Linked DNA regions of Homo sapiens: region 2 is linked to region 1. The links are chromatin loops, found by intact Hi-C in ENCODE. Cell type or tissue: PC-9. All regions are shown on one strand.

The links. Hi-C counts contacts between places; a loop is a spot of excess contacts. Peaks named below come from ENCODE experiments on the same cell type or tissue, not always from the same donor. Only the 100,000 strongest peaks of a DNase experiment are listed, where the experiment ranks them.
Region 2: a loop joins it to region 1, with 12 times the contacts of the local background. A loop is called at or near these places in 4 of 110 quality-filtered maps.

The regions. Positions count from the first base shown.
Region 1 is chr7:27,231,298-27,239,297 of GRCh38, forward strand. No RefSeq gene overlaps it. Among named protein-coding and RNA genes, the nearest start is that of EVX1, 7.5 kb to the right of the region's middle. In PC-9, a CTCF peak has its summit at 4,257 (motif pointing right); a DNase peak (open chromatin) is centred at 4,464; H3K4me3 peaks cover 891 bases; H3K27me3 peaks cover 336 bases.
Region 2 is chr7:27,917,222-27,925,221 of GRCh38, forward strand. All of the region lies in intron 2 of JAZF1 (JAZF zinc finger 1), which reads right to left. Among named protein-coding and RNA genes, the nearest start is that of TAX1BP1-AS1, 180 kb to the left of the region's middle. RefSeq lists an enhancer at 5,936-5,985. In PC-9, CTCF peaks have their summits at 4,174 (motif pointing left) and 4,374; DNase peaks (open chromatin) are centred at 770 and 4,070; H3K27ac peaks cover 318 bases.

The DNA of each region.
Region 1 (8,000 bases):
CGCCTGTAATCCCAGCAATTTGGGAGGCCGAGGGGGGTGGATCACGAGGTCAGGAGTTCAAGACCAGCCTGGCCAAGATGGTGAAACCCCATCTCTACTAAAAATACAAAAATTAGTGCTGGGCACAATGGCTCACACCTGTAATCCCAGCACTTTGGGAGACCAAGGCAGGTGGATCACCTGAGGTCAGGAGTTCGAGACCAGCCTGATCAACATGGAGAAACCCCATCTCTACTAAAAATACAAAAAAAAAAAAAATTAGCTGGTCATGGTGGTGCATCCCTGTAATCCCAGCTACTTGGGAGGCTGAGGCAGGAAAATCACTTGAACCTGGGAGGCGGAGGTTGCGGTGAGCTGAGATTGCACCATTGCACTCCAGCCTGGGCAATAAGAGTGAAACTCTGTCTCTAAAAAAAAAAATAAAATAAATACAAAAATTAGCCAGGCATGGTGGCAGGCGCCTGTAATCCCAGCTACTGGGGAGGCTGAGGCAGGGAATTGCTTGAACCCGGGAGGCGGAGTTTGCAGTGAGCCGAGATTGTGCCACTGCACTCCAGCCTGGGTGACAGAGCAAGACTCTGTCTCAAAAAAAAAAAAAAATTAGCCAGGTGCGGTGGTGCGTGCCTGTAGTCCCAGCTACTCGGGAGGCTGAGGCAGGAGAATCACTTGAACCCAGGAGGCGGAGATTGCAGTGAGCCAAGATTATGCCATTGCACTCCAGCCTGGGTGACAGAGCAAGACACCATCTCAAAACAAAAACAAAAACAAAAACGTTACGCCATGTGTAATTAAAAGTGTTGGTAGCATTTCACAACCATCTGCCTTTTGTTTGTGCATCTATCAGTATTTCCAGGCCTCAAGGATGAGGCAGGGACTAAGAATAATTTATTCATTCTGTAGAATTCTTTACAAAATTCATACTCTTGCTCCATGAAGAGTCTGAGACTGATTCTTGTCATGGCTCTGTGAACTTGGCCAAGTCCTCTGAACTCTCTGAATCTTGGCTTCCTCAACTGGAAACTGAAAAGAACAATTCTGGCCCCTCCAACTTTATTAGGAACCTGGAGAGGAGCTAATAAAATGCTGGACATGGCCGGGCATGGTGACTCACGCCTGTAATCCCAGCACTTGGGTAGGATGAGGCAGGCAGATCACAAGGTCAGGAGTTCAAGACCAGCCTGGCCAACATGGTGAAACCCCATCTCTACTAAAATACACAAATTAATAGGCCAGGTGCGGTGGCTCACGCTTGTAATCCCAGCACTTTGGGAGGCCGAGGCACGTGGATCACCTGAGGTCAGGAGTTCAAGACCAGCCTGACCAACATGGAGAAACCCCGTGTCTACTAAAAAAAATACAAAAAATTAGCCGGGTGTAGTGGCGCATGCCTGTAATCCTAGCTACTTGGGAGGCTGAGGCAGGAGAATCTCTTGAAGCCGGGAGGCGGAGGTTGCAATGAGCTGAGATCGTGCCATTGCACTCCAGCCTGGGCAACAAGAACAAAACTCTGTCTCAAAAAATAAATAAATAAATAATAAAAAATAAAAATACAAAAATTAGCCAGGGGTGGTGGTGCACACCTGTAGTCCCAGCTACTTGGGAGGCTGAGGCAGGAGAATTGCTTAAAGATGGGAGGTGGAGGTTGCAGTGAGCCAAAATCATGCCATTGCACTCCAGCCTGGTGACAGAGCGAGACTCTGTCTCAAACAAAACAAAACAAAACAAACAAACAAGAAAACTGCTGGACACAGAAGTCCACCTGAGCAGCCTAAAGTAATAGATGGAAGTTAAGGATTAATATGATGATCTGTGAATATGTGTCTGAAGTGGAAATGAAAGAAAAATAAGAAACAGAGACAACGTAGTCAAAAGGAGTAACGGTGTTCCCTGATTTGCCATGTATTAGCTGAGTGATCCTAATCTCTCTGGGTCTCAGCTTCCTCATCTGTAAAGTGGGGATTATAATAATAGCTGCTCTTTCCATTTGATAAGACTATTGTATCAAATGGGTCAGTGAGTGTGAAAATGTTACTTGGAAGAGACCATCTAACTGTTAATTATTATTAATACTGATAGTAGTTCTCCTAGAAGAAGTTCCAGTGTTCTTCCAGGGCTTCAACTAGTTTGGTCACCTTTGGAAATGAAATCTATCTTTTGAGATCACACGGTAGTCACAGGCAGGGACTGAGCCTAATGAGTAGGAGCCTGGCTCCTGGCATGACACTGCTAGGATTCAAATTTCATCTCTGCCACTAATAGGCTATGTGATCCTGAGCAAGCATTTAACCCTTCTTTGACTTAGCTTCTCCATCCATAGAATGGGGATGATAATTATGTAGTCTCTTACCTGCTGGAGTTGTAAGAATTAAGTGCCATAATACATGTGTGCTATCCAGTACACAGAAGATATTTGTAGGTATCTTTATTCTTGGATATAGGGTATTACTCTCGGGTATTCTTGGTGGCACCTTGGCCCCATACTGCCTAATTTACAACATTTGCTGTAACTTTAACTTATCAAATAGCATCCCAGAGTAAGCCTGATACTAGAAAAATATGACTGAATGAAAAAGCATCTATATCTACAGCTACATGGCTGAGGCCCTTTTGGCTCCTACTAAAACCATTTGCTTTCTTTTTGAGACAGACTCTAGCTCTGTCACCCAGGCTGGAGTGCAGTGGCATGATCTTGGCTGCAACCTCCACCTCCCTGATTGAAGCAATTCTCCCCGCCTCAGCCTCCCGAGTAGCTGGGATTACAGGTGCCCACTACCATGCCTGCCTAATTTTTGCATTTTTAATAGAGACAGGGTTTCACCATGTTGGCCAGGCTGGTCTTGAATGCCTGAGCTCAGGTGATCTGCCCGCCTCGGCCTCCCAAAGTGCTGGGATTACCGCCGTGAGCCACCATGCCTGGCCTTCTCCATTTTAGAGCCAGCAAGCCAATCATATTTCAAGGCCTCTGGTCCCCTTTTGTGAAAGAAATCTCTAGGTAGGGCAAGTTTTCCACCCTCCTCCAGCTCCTGCAGTTCCAGAGCAGTTTCTAACCTGCTGTCACAGAGTGAGGATTTCCATGTCCTTAGGCAGTGGATGAATGAGAGGGTGAGTGAGAAGCTAAGTTAGATAATGGCATCATTAGGTAATAAGTTAGTGCACAAAGATCTACATGGAGGTGATAAGGTGGAAGGAGCAGGGGGTAACAGATGCATAAATCTGTACTAGGGATTTTTTTTTTTTTTAAAGATACACTTTCAAAAAGCCATTCCAGGCTGGGTGCAGGGGCTCATGCCTGTAATCACAGCACTTGGGAGGCCAAGGTGGGAGGAATGCTTGAGCCCAGGAGTTCGAGACCAGCCTGGACAATACAGTGAGACCCCCATCTCAAACAAATAACATAAAAAAAAAAATAAAGCCATTCCAGGCAGAATGGAGAATCACAGAAACTTATCAAGTCGAATAATGAAATTCGTAGGGCTGCAGTTCTTAAACTTGAGTGTGCATTAGAATCACTTGAAGGGCTTGTTAAAACATTGCTGGGCCCACCCCCAAAATTTCTGATTCAATAGGTCCAGAGTGGGGCCTCAGGAATTGCATTTCTAGTTAGTTCCCAGGTGACGTGGGGACCACAATCACTGTCATAGGGAATCTGAGAAGAGTTGCTGTAAGGCTGTCTTATTAGAAATGGTCCTCAGACGTAAGTGAGGCCCAAGAAAGAGTCCAAGGAGCTACAGAGATAGGAGAGTCCAGGGGCTTCCCACAGCCTGGACTTCCTGAGCCACAACAAATGGGGCCTACTAGTGTGTTGGTGGCATGATTGAACATATAGGCTGACCAGGCACTCTCACCCATGAGACTCTCCTTATCCAGACCTTGGCTGATATGTGGTGGCGGGGGGAGTTTGGGGGAAAGTGTTCAGCGTTTCCTCTCAAACGACAGGGCGGGGTGGGGTGGGGTTGGGAGGAAGGAGCTCGCAGGAGAACTGCTTGATACTTCCCGCCCCACCGCGGTTAATCACTGTCTAGAGAAGCCGAGGTTAAGTGGCTCTGACCTATCACCCATCCCGCTTAGGGTCCAGCTCAGAGAGCGGGCGCATAGGGCCTGGTGGAACAGGCTGCCCTCTGGGGATGGGGGATTGGGGCCGCTGCTCCGGGCAGAGCCGCGGGATCCGAGCCAGCAAGGATGCTGGGACTCGCCGCGACTTCCGCCTCTGGCGATCGGCAGTGGGGGGCGCACCAAGACAGCAGTTCGGGAGCTGCGCTTTGTCACCGAGGCGGCGAGGGGCGGAGGGCGCAGAAAGGGGCCGCGGAGAAAGGACAAGGCGGCCGACCAGCTCCCAGGATGGAAAGGGACCCTCAAGGGGCTCCAGGCAGCACCTGGGGCAAGGGGAGGGACTGATACTCCCGGCCGGAGCCCAACCTGTGGCGCGTGCTTCAGTCCTGAGCCAGCGGCTCCCTGGCTTCTGGGCTGGCATCCGTCCTACCCTCCTCCCGCTGCAACACGCCCCTGATAGCCGCTCCCCCACCCTCTGAAACTCACCCGCACAGACTCACCGCCAGGCTTCTGGGCTGGGATCGCGCAGTCCCTCCACGTCGCGGCGCCCTGAGGCCCCTCCCGGTGAGCCACCCGGCCTTCGTGCCTTGCTCCCCGGATACCAACCTCACCTGGCTCCCGCGCGTCGCTCACCGCCCGCGGGGACAGCGGCCGCATCCGCCCAACCCACTTGGGAAGGGGGATCCCTATCTGGGTCTTTCAATCATACCCAAGGCATCGCAGTTTTCTGTCTGGGTGTTAGGGAAAGCAGTCCATGGTCCTGGGGCACGGCGTTAATGTCAGAGGAGAATCTGGCCCTTGGAGTCTGGACAACTTGCGTTAAAATCCTGGCTTGGCCTCTTCCCCACTGTGTAACTCTGAGCAAATTCCTCAACCTCTCGGGGAGTCCGTTTTCCCGCTGCACGACGGGAGGGACTGTGCCTCGTCGGACGCTCAGAAGCTCAGTAGGAGGGGAGTGGGGACTAGTCTGGGCCAGGAGGGGTCTCTAGGCAAGTCAGTCCCCAGAACTCCGCATAGAGAGAGTTTTCCATTTCACGGGAGGGAGAGGCTAAGCCAGCCCAACCAGCTGGACTTCCTTGCCTGGGGTGGGGAAAGGGGGCGTCGGGGCAGTTCTCTCATCCCACACCTGGTAAACCGACTCCTCTACTCCTTATTAGGCGCCACCGAGTCTTCCGTCTTCCGGGCCCAGGAGAGGGGAAGGGGCTTTGGCCTCCTCAGCTTGGGAACTGAGAGAGACACAGGGTCAGAGAGCACACAGAGACAGAGAGACACCCGCACCCTGGAGGAAGAATTTTGGGACCATCGAGTTGTCCTCTACTACTCCACAGCCCGAAATGATGCCTCCACCCAGATTTGTGGTCCTGCATTGCCCTTGTTGGGTGGCCCTGACAGGCGCTGCAGTGGGCAGGTTCCCTCTTACAGTGCAGGGGTGGAAGAGGGTGGAGATGGTGCCCCATGGCAGGGGACTGGGAGTAGGGGGAGCAAGGTGGTCAGGTTTGTCTGGCCCTTGGATAGCCCAGTGCTTGGAAAGGATTTGTGCCTGGACAAAATCTATTAAAAACAAACAAAAGATCCTGAAAACATATCCTCCCCTGACCCCACTCCAATCTCTTCTCAATAATGTAAATGAAGCAATGTTGTAATACAGTGATAATAACAGGACAGTTCCCTGGACTCTGGGTTTCCTTTATCCCAAAGGAAGGTCAGCCCAAGCCGAGTCCTGTCTTTTACAGGAGAAACCCCAGCGGGGTGATTCTCTCCCTGATGCAGGTCCAGAGCCTAGAGGTTTGGATGGAGGCACATGCAGAACATAAAGGATGTCCCCAGCCAGGTTGCAGGTGTGACCAGGCCTGGCCAGACTCTTGGGTTTTGCCCCTTGGACCAATCAATCCTGGAGGTCAATTTGAAGGGGGTAGCAGCCATGTAAGGGAAAATACCCTGGTAAAGGGTACTCTATGAAATGGCTCAGGGAATTGTGCCTGGAGTATGGTGGCTCCAAGGGTGTGGGGGATCTGGGAACTGAAGGCCAACTTCTCTGCCTCTGCATTTTCGTGGGAAGAGGGCTGATGGCTATGTGAAGGGGCCATACCTAAGAGGTTAAAACTGCCTGGGTGACCTTGGTGAGTCCTGCTCCTTTCCAGAAATGTTCTCAGGGCCTCAGTGGATTGCAATGGTCAGAGAGGGACTGGGCTTTGTCTCTTAGGGTCTCCAGGATCAGCAGCTGCACTGATATTTCTGACATTCTGGCCTCAGGCCCTGAGACCCTTCCCACATGCTTCGGCAGAGCAGTTCTCCTACCCTACATTCCTGAGGGTGGCTCTCCCAACCCCCTCCATGAGTTAATCTAGAAATGAGGTAGAGAAGAGGCCTTGGTCACAAAAAATCACAAGATAAATTTTTGGAAGAGAAGTCTCAGAAGGCAATGCTTAGCACCTTCCTAATTCTCAAATTGTGAAAGTGGCCTTTGAGCTGGAGGGAGGGGTTGAATCCTGATGCTCATTTACACATCAGCTTTCTGTCTGTGCTTTGGGTTTCTCAGCCACAAAATAGAGATGATTCATGCTGTCTTCCTCAGAGCCTGTTGTGAGGCTGGAGAGCTAATACATGTGAAACGCTTAGAGCAGTGACTGCTCTTATCATGTGGGAACTCCAGACTTCTAAGAGGGATTTCTCTTTGCCCTCCTGGAAAAGTATGTGTGGTGTGGGTGAGGGATGGGGGTGGCAGGGTGAGGACTAGTCCATCCAGCTGTGTGGGCCCTGAGCCTTCCAGCCATGCAGGTGCTTCTAAGGGCAGGAGGGACACTCTCTGAGAGGCCCACAGACCTGCCTAAACCCCAGTAAAGGCTGAGGCTTTGTGGAGGGTTGCCTTATGGAGAGTTAAAGCATTGCTGGGGGTTGAGGCATCCCTGAAGGCCAGGGAGGGACATGGCCTTGGAAGGGAGACTGAGCTTGGTTTGACACTCAGCCCTGACCTAGCTATCTGAGTCAAGACCACTAGTCATTCTACAACTGTAGGAAAAAATGCACTGTGGACTCTTGAGGCCTTTTAAAGGACTGTTAAATTAAATGAGATTGTTAGATTAAATGAGAAATGGGTGTTGATGTTCTTTGTAATAAAAGCAAACTTCAGGACAATAATGAAGAAGAAGAATCCATAGCATCTCTGCTAGGGTTGAGGAGGGAGATGTCTGAGCCTTTGGGTGCTTGGGTGTTGGAGAATTGCTCTTGGACACAAACTGCACTGGGCCCTTCCAGTCAGTGGCTGAGGTGGCAGCAAACCTTGAGCTTGGGGAGGTCTTCAGCTGCCAGTCTCACCCTGGGTCCTCCAGCCCTAGGATGGGCCAGTGGTGGGAATGGGGATGTGGACCAGACATCCTTAGCACAGGGCCAGGAAGCTACCAGGCTGGCCTTAAGGAGCCCAGGCAGACAGGTGTACAGGCAGGAGTGCAGCAGGGTCAGCTGCCTCCCAGGACCTGGCCCTCCATTCCAGGAGGGTGGAGAGGAGGGGGCACTCTTCAAAATCAGAGTTCCAGAAGCCGCAGTTTCCCCCTGTCTGAAGGAGAAAGTGTTCCACGGTGCCTGCCACAGTTACACAGCTGCCACCGACTTTCTCAGCAGATTCCACTGCAGTGCAAGGAGGTGACAGGAGTGGTCAACCCTCATCTACCTGCAAGTGTGAGATCCACTCGACCTTATTCCCCAGGGGTGCACCCAGCAGTGGCACTAGGTTCCCAAAAGGGCATCAGCAGCTGCCAAGGCAGAAGGGGGAAGCGGGTCCCAGAACCACCCACCTCCGGCTGTCCCCACCGCGAGGACCCAGCAGTCTGGCGCCCCCACCACGGCCTGGAAGATGACGGAGGGCCCAAGACTAATATTCACGACAGCCAGACCACGCTTATTGTTTAGAAGGAAGCTCCCTTTGTTCTTACTTTTTAACCAAAGAGAAGCGA
Region 2 (8,000 bases), 690 kb after region 1:
CATTTCATTAAGTGGCATTAGGTAACATCCTGAGTTTGCTTTCCATGGAGGCACAGTCTTCTCTAAAGGCAATGAGGACCTGTTCCAGCGTGCCTCTCCTCACTCTCAACTCTGGCGTATTTCTCCTCAGGTTTCACTGGCTAGAACTATATCACAATATTGTTTACATCAATCACTGGCATGAGGAACCAACTGCTTCCATTAGCTTAGACCACAGTTCTGACTCAGTAGGTCTAGGGTGGCAACTAATAATCTGCATGTCTAACAAGTTCCCAGGTGATCCTGATGCTGTTGGTTTGAGAACCACGGAGTTTAGACAATTTAAGATTTACCACCTGAACACACTTATGGCCCTTCCAGCAAATGAGAACAGGAGGGAGAGTTTTAGGTGGAAACAGGCAATGGAGCTCTTCTACATGGTCTTTGCAGACTTTTGATGTTTGCTGAGACACTGGTCAGGGTACCTGCGAGTGGGGAAAAGTACTGCAAAGAAGGCTAGCAACATGTATACCAGTATTCAGAAGCCAAGCAAGCTATTTTAAGATCCCTGGAAGGTAAGCTGGAGATTTTCATGCTATGACAAGTTTGCATAGACCGTTTTATTTACTCTAAGCATTGTATTCTGGCTAAAGATTACACAGAAAGATGTGGCAGTCACTGATGCTCTTTCCCACATATTTCTGACTCTCCACTTTTGGGCCACATGATGGTACTGCACTTCTTTGTTCCCCTTGAGGTTACATACGGGCAGATGACTTGATTTAGAGAATGCACAAGCGATGATGAACTACAGTGGCACTTCCTGCTATAGTGATTACAGAATGTGGGTTGAGATAAAGCTTCTATCAGACTAGGTTCCTGAGTGAAGGAGCAGGGCCTCTCTAATGAACCATGGTGGACACGCAGAGTAAGCAAAAAATAAACTCCTGTTGTGTTAAGTCACTGAAATTTGGGGATTTGTTACTGCAGTATAATCAAACCCATCCTAATACAAAGGATGTAAAACTTTTATACTGCACTTTAATTATTCGTTTTTTTCCTTTAAGCTCAAATGCCCCTTTAAAAAAAATCCTGATTACCCTTCAAGCTCTGGCTTGAGTTACATCTTCATCATCACTCCAGCCAACATTTATCTCTTTGTGTGAACAACAATTGCAACTCTAAGAAAAATCACGAGGTTTAGCACTTATTTTATAATTGCCCATATATATTAGTATCACCTCACTGACTATATCAGAGACTTAGGAGGGCAGAGTTCATGTTGTAGGCATCTTTGTACCATCTTGAGCAAAGGAGGAAAATGAGTAGTTTTTAGATAAAATCTAGCTGGAGAATGGATGTCAATATTTTCTAGTATTTCAACTTTTCCATGTGTTATTTGCACACAGTCAGGCAGTTATTGAGCACATATTGCTGCAGAGTTATACAGAAAATTTGAGAGCAGAGTTGCAAGTAGCCACGTGCTTGCTTCATTAACTGTGCTTGTGGCAATTTTTACCACCTGTGCAAATTTCCATTTCTCTGAACAATCTGACTATACATGTCCTGTTCACTCCCTCTTTCCAAAATGAATTAAGGAGAAGAGAAAACAGTGGTGATAAGAGAAAAAAAAAATCAGCTAGTGAGATTTAAAACAAAATTTGGTGAGCTTATACTAAATTGCTGCTTAAATATGGGAAATGACATTGATTGTTGAAAAGAAATACAGCCTAAGTTTCATTAACACCAATAACCTAAACATGGGACTTTGTGATGTTATCTGGCCTAGTCCTTTGTCTTCAGATTTGTGCTTTCAAGCATGCAAAGTATCATGGTTCTTAAAAGTTAAGAGGCTGACTGAAGGTCCCTTGCTTACTAAGTGATGAAGGTAGCACTGAAACACAGGTCCTAGTAATGGGCAACTTTAAATACTCAACACCTGTGGGTAGACTATCTTGTTAGCATGAAATGTAAAATTATATTTTGAAGAATTACAATTTTTGAGCTCTTAGGAGAGGAAATGCTCAACATAGGTGTGTAGACTATCTCATTAGCATGAAATGTAAAATGATATTTTGAAGAATTATGATTTTTGAGCTCTTAGGAGAGAAAAATATTTTGAACCTGGCCCCCCATTGTGAATAGAAACTAAAATGGGAAAATTTGGAGAAATAAACCAATAAGGAATAAAGATCATAAGTCATTCATGCTAAAACCTGTGATGAGAGTTAAAGAAAAGTCATTTAATTTTTCAAAGGTAAACGGAAAATGCAAGCATGTCTACAATGCCTTAAAGCTCAGTAGCTGCTTATCTTGTCAAAAATGTAACTATCAGAGCTGGATAACACAGAACAAGCATGAGGATGCATTTTACGATGATAAGGTAGCAACAGGAAATAACATATTTATAATCAATACAATAGTGCCAAATTTGCTTGGGTGAAGTCATACAAAAGAGGGGTGACTTATGGTTACAAAAGGAAGGAGCAAGCTCAGTTTTGTGCTATTTGACTACAGGAGTGCTCTGGAACGCCAAGGAAGATTGGACCAGCAGTCCAATTCTACCCACACCATTTATTAAATAATTAATACGTAATCATTTCAAAAAGTACTAGCTGGGAACTGGCTCTAAATCTAAATATCACTAATGACAATGTATGTAGAGGCAAATTCAATCCTGGTTTCCAAACAACTTTACAATCAACAACTTGTGGAGTTTACTCTGTGTGCAAGTTGTATTACTGCTTGCACCTTGGAATCCTCCTTCATTGCTACCCTTAGAATCCAAGCTAAAGGGACTCTCTTACAGGAGTGAATGCCTTAAGGGAAGTGCCTTTGGTGTTTGAGGAACCAAAAGCTCCTGGCCCTGACCCAAAACTAATCCACATTATTGTAAGGTACATCCAATATTAAAGGCACTATGGTGATGTTTTAGTACAGTGAGTCCTTAGCGTTCCTTAAAACTTCAGCTTCATTTGGCAACTGATGCCTCTTGGGGAGCAAAATTACTTACATCATTAAAACTTCATCAAGTCATAATTTTATTATAATTGTTAACATAAATAACTGCAGTAAATAAGTACAGAGTGATCGATTTGTTCTTGATATCTCAAGGGAGTCTTTATTTAGCTTTGATATATAAAATCAGGACATTATTTATTTGCATTACAAACTGCATATCAACTATTCACTTGGGCATGTTTTAATTGGTTTTAGGTTTTGCACATTCCATAACTGAACTGTGTAAGCAGGTTGGCTTCAAAAATAAGGTCTCATGTAACAGCTAAGTCTATATGACGATGTGTCATATGGCGTGTCAAACATTTTTCTGCTTTCCTCTGCTTCCCATCCTGACATCAGAAAAAACTTTGTTCTAGTGAAATAGAAAATAAATTCTGCTAAGATGGGATAAAAGGGGAGCATGTGAATAAGACCCTCTTCTTTCCTGGCCAGCAGCAAGTGCCTCCAGCTGTCTGATCTGCCTCAGTAGCCCAGCACAAATTTTTTAGTTGACTAATGCTCCCCACTTCCGCCGACAACAGAGTAAGATATCACCTGCTAAGATAAATTACCATAATATAATGATTGAAGGGAAAATATATGGTGTAATAGAGAGGTCTAAATACCCGTAAGTGGAAAAAAGCATAAACGACCATTTTAATTAATTTCCTAATGTAAAACACAGCTGTAGTAATGTTGGCAAGTCTCACCTGCCCGTTTTAAATTTGTGACATGAAATCATGCCACTTAATTAAGTCTTAATGCACAAAAATATATTTTATTTACTTTTTATGGAATACCAGCATTTAAAGCTTTCTATTTATGTGTGTAAGCGCTTTATAAATTACTTGAAATACTGAAAAAATCTGACTACTACTAACCGGCAGTTACAAGTACCAGTTTTAGTTTCAATAATTAAATGCCTTTTTGGTGGACTCCTGCTGCTATGTGAACTAGCTGTAGGCTATTAAAGTAATGAGTCCGGACAGAGTCATCTGATCTCATGGTTGGTGGAAAACTCAAGGAAAAGGGCTTTGCCCACAATTCCTAGTCTGTTTACCAGACTGCAACCAGACTGCCTGCTGGAAGCATTATAAAGCCTCTGGGCTTCCCCTTCCCCCTTCCAGCAAGTATCTTTTTTTTTTTTTTTCCTTTTTACAAGTGTTGTCTAGGAAAATATGGTATTATAGAGCCCTCTGCAGGCCAGAAGTTTTGTAGTGTAGCTTACCAGCATGATTTTTCTTAAAGTGGCAGTAAGAGAGGGGAAAAGCATAATTGTCAAAACTTCGTAAATCAGATCTCATTAAGAAATATGTTTGTCATAAGGGCAGACTGGCATCGATTCTTCCAGAAGACTCACTGAAAAAGAGCATCTCTGTTAACTTGTTTAAGGGATGTTGCCTTGATAGCAAAATTTTGGAGGGCCCCTGGTAACTTCATAATGGGTTGCAGTGTTAGGGATTATATCATCTTCATCATCATCGTAATTCTTAAAATAATCCATGAAAAATACAGGGCTCTGAACTGTTCACTTAAAAATGCAATTTCTGGCCAGGCATGGTGGCTCAAGCCTGCAATCCCAGTGCTTTGGGAGTCCGAGGTGGTAGGACTGCTCGAGACCAGGAGTTCAAGATCAGCCATGTAGTGAGATCCTGTCTCTACAAAAATAGAAAAGTATTTTTTTAAAAAAAGAATTTATATCACACCTGGGCTTTAGAAGCCTAGGTATAAGGAAGAAGAAATTAGAAGTCAGTTATACGAACTCTATGATTTCCTCAGCCAAGTTTTCATTCGAATGAATGAAGTGTATGCCTAGAAAAATTCAGTGAATTTCTTAAGTGTTTTAGGGAACTTAGTATAAATTTTTACAGGGCATTTTATATTGTGTTTTAAACTTTTTGGATGAAATGGATATAAATCATTACAGAAAGAAATACATAAAGATAAAAATGAGGAAGTGCATTGAAGACAAACAGAACAAATAAATAAGGTCTGATTTTCATTTAGATGGTACTTTTCGAACCACATTTTATGTTGGTTATAAAGTATTCTTTTTTTGTTGGAGACGGAGTCTCACTCAGTCGCCCAGGCTGGAGTGCAGTGGCACGATCTCAGCTCACTGCAACCTCTGCATCCCAGGTTCAAGCAATTCTCCTGCCTCAGCCTCCTGAGTAGCTGGACTGGACTACAGGCTCACACCACCATGTCTGGCTAATTTTTTGTATTTTAGTAGAGACGGGGTTTCACGGTGTTGCCCAGGCTGGTCTCGAACTCCTGAGCTCAGGCAATCCGCCCGCCTCGGCCTCCCAAAGTGCTAGGACTACAGGCATGACCCACCGCGCCAGGCCTTATAAAATATTCTTAAAGTCAGCAAAATAACCAAATAACTTAAAGTCAGCAAAATAACTTTTAATAGGAAAATTTTTCCTAATATTTTCAAGTCAGCAAAAGTACTAACAGCTTTTAATAATGGGTTTTTTTTTGCATAATAGTCAAGAGAGTATTAATTTAAAAGAGGAAGCATTTGACCAAAATATTTCCTTTTATTGAGTTTAATCTGTGCCAGGTAACTCATAAACCTCCTGGAGCACCCAGAGATACATGCTTCTAACAACTCACAGAGGTGCCAGAGCCGTCTCCTCAAAGTTCCTCACCCTGGCAGTAAAACATTATGATCAACATTCGCCTAGAAGCCAGGATAAGTGGAAGAAATGGGAAGTGATATGATGATGAAAAGAATCAGATATTGCATATGTTAAAATTTCCTTCCACAGCATTTTAATCATTTAACAGGGTCTCTTTAAGGACCCGAAGGGAGTTATGAGGAGGCCGTGGTCTGGAGGCAAGAACCCAGGCTGTGGTTGTTGGCGGCAGTCTCCAGATGAGCCTCAGCAGCTCCCTGGGGACTCTGGTGACATTCTAAGACCATGCCTTCTGTGGTTGTTTAGCATAACTGACTGCTGCTTTTCCCAAGGACAGCCATTTGGTGTTGGAGGTTTTTCTAGTCTTCTCTACTCAGTGGTATAGACAAGACCAGCATGTCCTTAGGGTAATGTCTGCAAGGGTTTGGGTTCCAGTAAAATGACTCTTCCAAACGAAAACCCGAAATTAAAACGTCGAGTTTCCAGATTTGTTGAATTCAGAAACAAGTGCTCTCGGCATGAACTGTCAACAGCCAAAGTTAAAACAGGCCAGCTGGTGGCTCCTGTGGGATCGTCTCCACACACTCTATCCCAACTTTGCAGAGTTGAATGTCAGACATTATTCTATCAGGCCTGGAATCCGCTGCCAGACTCAGCCTCCTTCATCCGGCTTATCTCCTACTGGGAGGCTGTGGCTGACTGGATGGAACTGCACACTTCCCAGCAGATGTTGGGCTGCCAACGGATGGGAGCATGGCTGGGCTGGCGCCGCCAACATTTACAGTCATTCCTCTTGCTCCATTCCCCCTGCAGCCCCCCAGCCCTGTCCCACCAACGCCTGCTTGCAGACTTGGCACACTAGGAGAGGACAGGTGATGAGGATTAGGCCAAACGTATTTGCATATCGTCAGCACAGGGAAGGAAATTAACACCACAGTGACATGATTTAGTGGCTAACCTTAAACCTGAGAAAGGTCTGAACCAATTTTTGAGCACTATGAGACTGAGGGAGATGTAAAATGCAACCCATCTGGCAGGGATGGGCTTGTCCAGGGTTAATGGAAGAAACAGAAATGAATTAGTTTGAGTATGAAGTGTTGTTTAACGTTCACTCACAAATTATGAGTGGGCCTTATACTTGGGCACAAGAAATGCCACCTTTACTGTATTCTTGTGGGATGGGGACGGGGACTGAAAATGGTGGGACAGTTTTCATGATCATTTTCTCCTCTGGCAGCTGTATCACAATCTTTTGAGACCGAGTCTTGCTCTGTCGCCCAGGCTGGAGTGCAGTGGCGCCATCTCGGCTCACTACAAACTCTGTCTCCCTTGTTCAAGCAATTCTCTGCTTCAGCCTCCCGAGCAGCTGGAATTACAGGCGCCCGCCACCATGCCCGGCTGATTTTTGTATTTTTAGTAGAGATGGTGTTTCACCATCTTGGCCAGGCTGCTCTTGAACTCCTGACCTCATGATCCACCCGCCTCGGCCTCCTAAAGTGCTGCGATTACAGGCGTGAGCCAGTGTGCCCAGCTCACAATCTTAATAGGCCCTTAAGGACAATGTTGACCATTTGTCTGCAGCCAAATTCAGAAATGCTCTGACAATTAGGTATTTCAGAAACTGAACATTTCATACAATTTTTGTTCACTATAATAAGAGCATAAAAACTTTTCACAATCTCTCACAAAGTTAAGTGAAAGAGAAAATGAATTAGTACCCATGAAGTATATTTTCATTTTTCTAAAGCTGCTTCTCATGGGAAAGTCAGAAAAGGGGCTGATTTTTTAAAATGATTATTTAGACAACTGAGTCATTCTGTAATTTGAAGCCAGCAAGAAGGCAGCTAATGCTATTTCAATTTGCTGTCATATGAAGGTACCTAGAAAAATGAATGCCATTAAAACTTTCTTCTCATTTTTATGAATCCAGTAAGGTAATGTGTGCATTCTCTGGGCAAATCCGCATAAAGCTGCTTTAATTTGTTTTCTGCTAAGACAATGGTGAGTTAGTTTCTCTGTAAGTAAGCACAAGTCTAGCATCCCTTGGAACACAACATGACATCCATCGTGAACACAGTGCTTTACCAACACACAGTGACTGACTACAATCTAGCTAAAGACAAATGCCAGACATATATTTTTAAAAATAGGGTTATTCCCTTTAATGCTGCCATCTTAGGAGGATATATGTACTTACTCTACTGCACTGCCATTTTATTACTCAAAAACATTTTGGACTTCCTATTGAAAACACCTTTGGAAAATACCTGGACTTCTATGGAAGATCACTAAGGGTGGTAACTATCACTGAGGAGCCAAAGGCCATTTGTAGTCAAGTTTGGAGAATAATGTAGGTAATTCAGCTCCCAGAACCCCTTA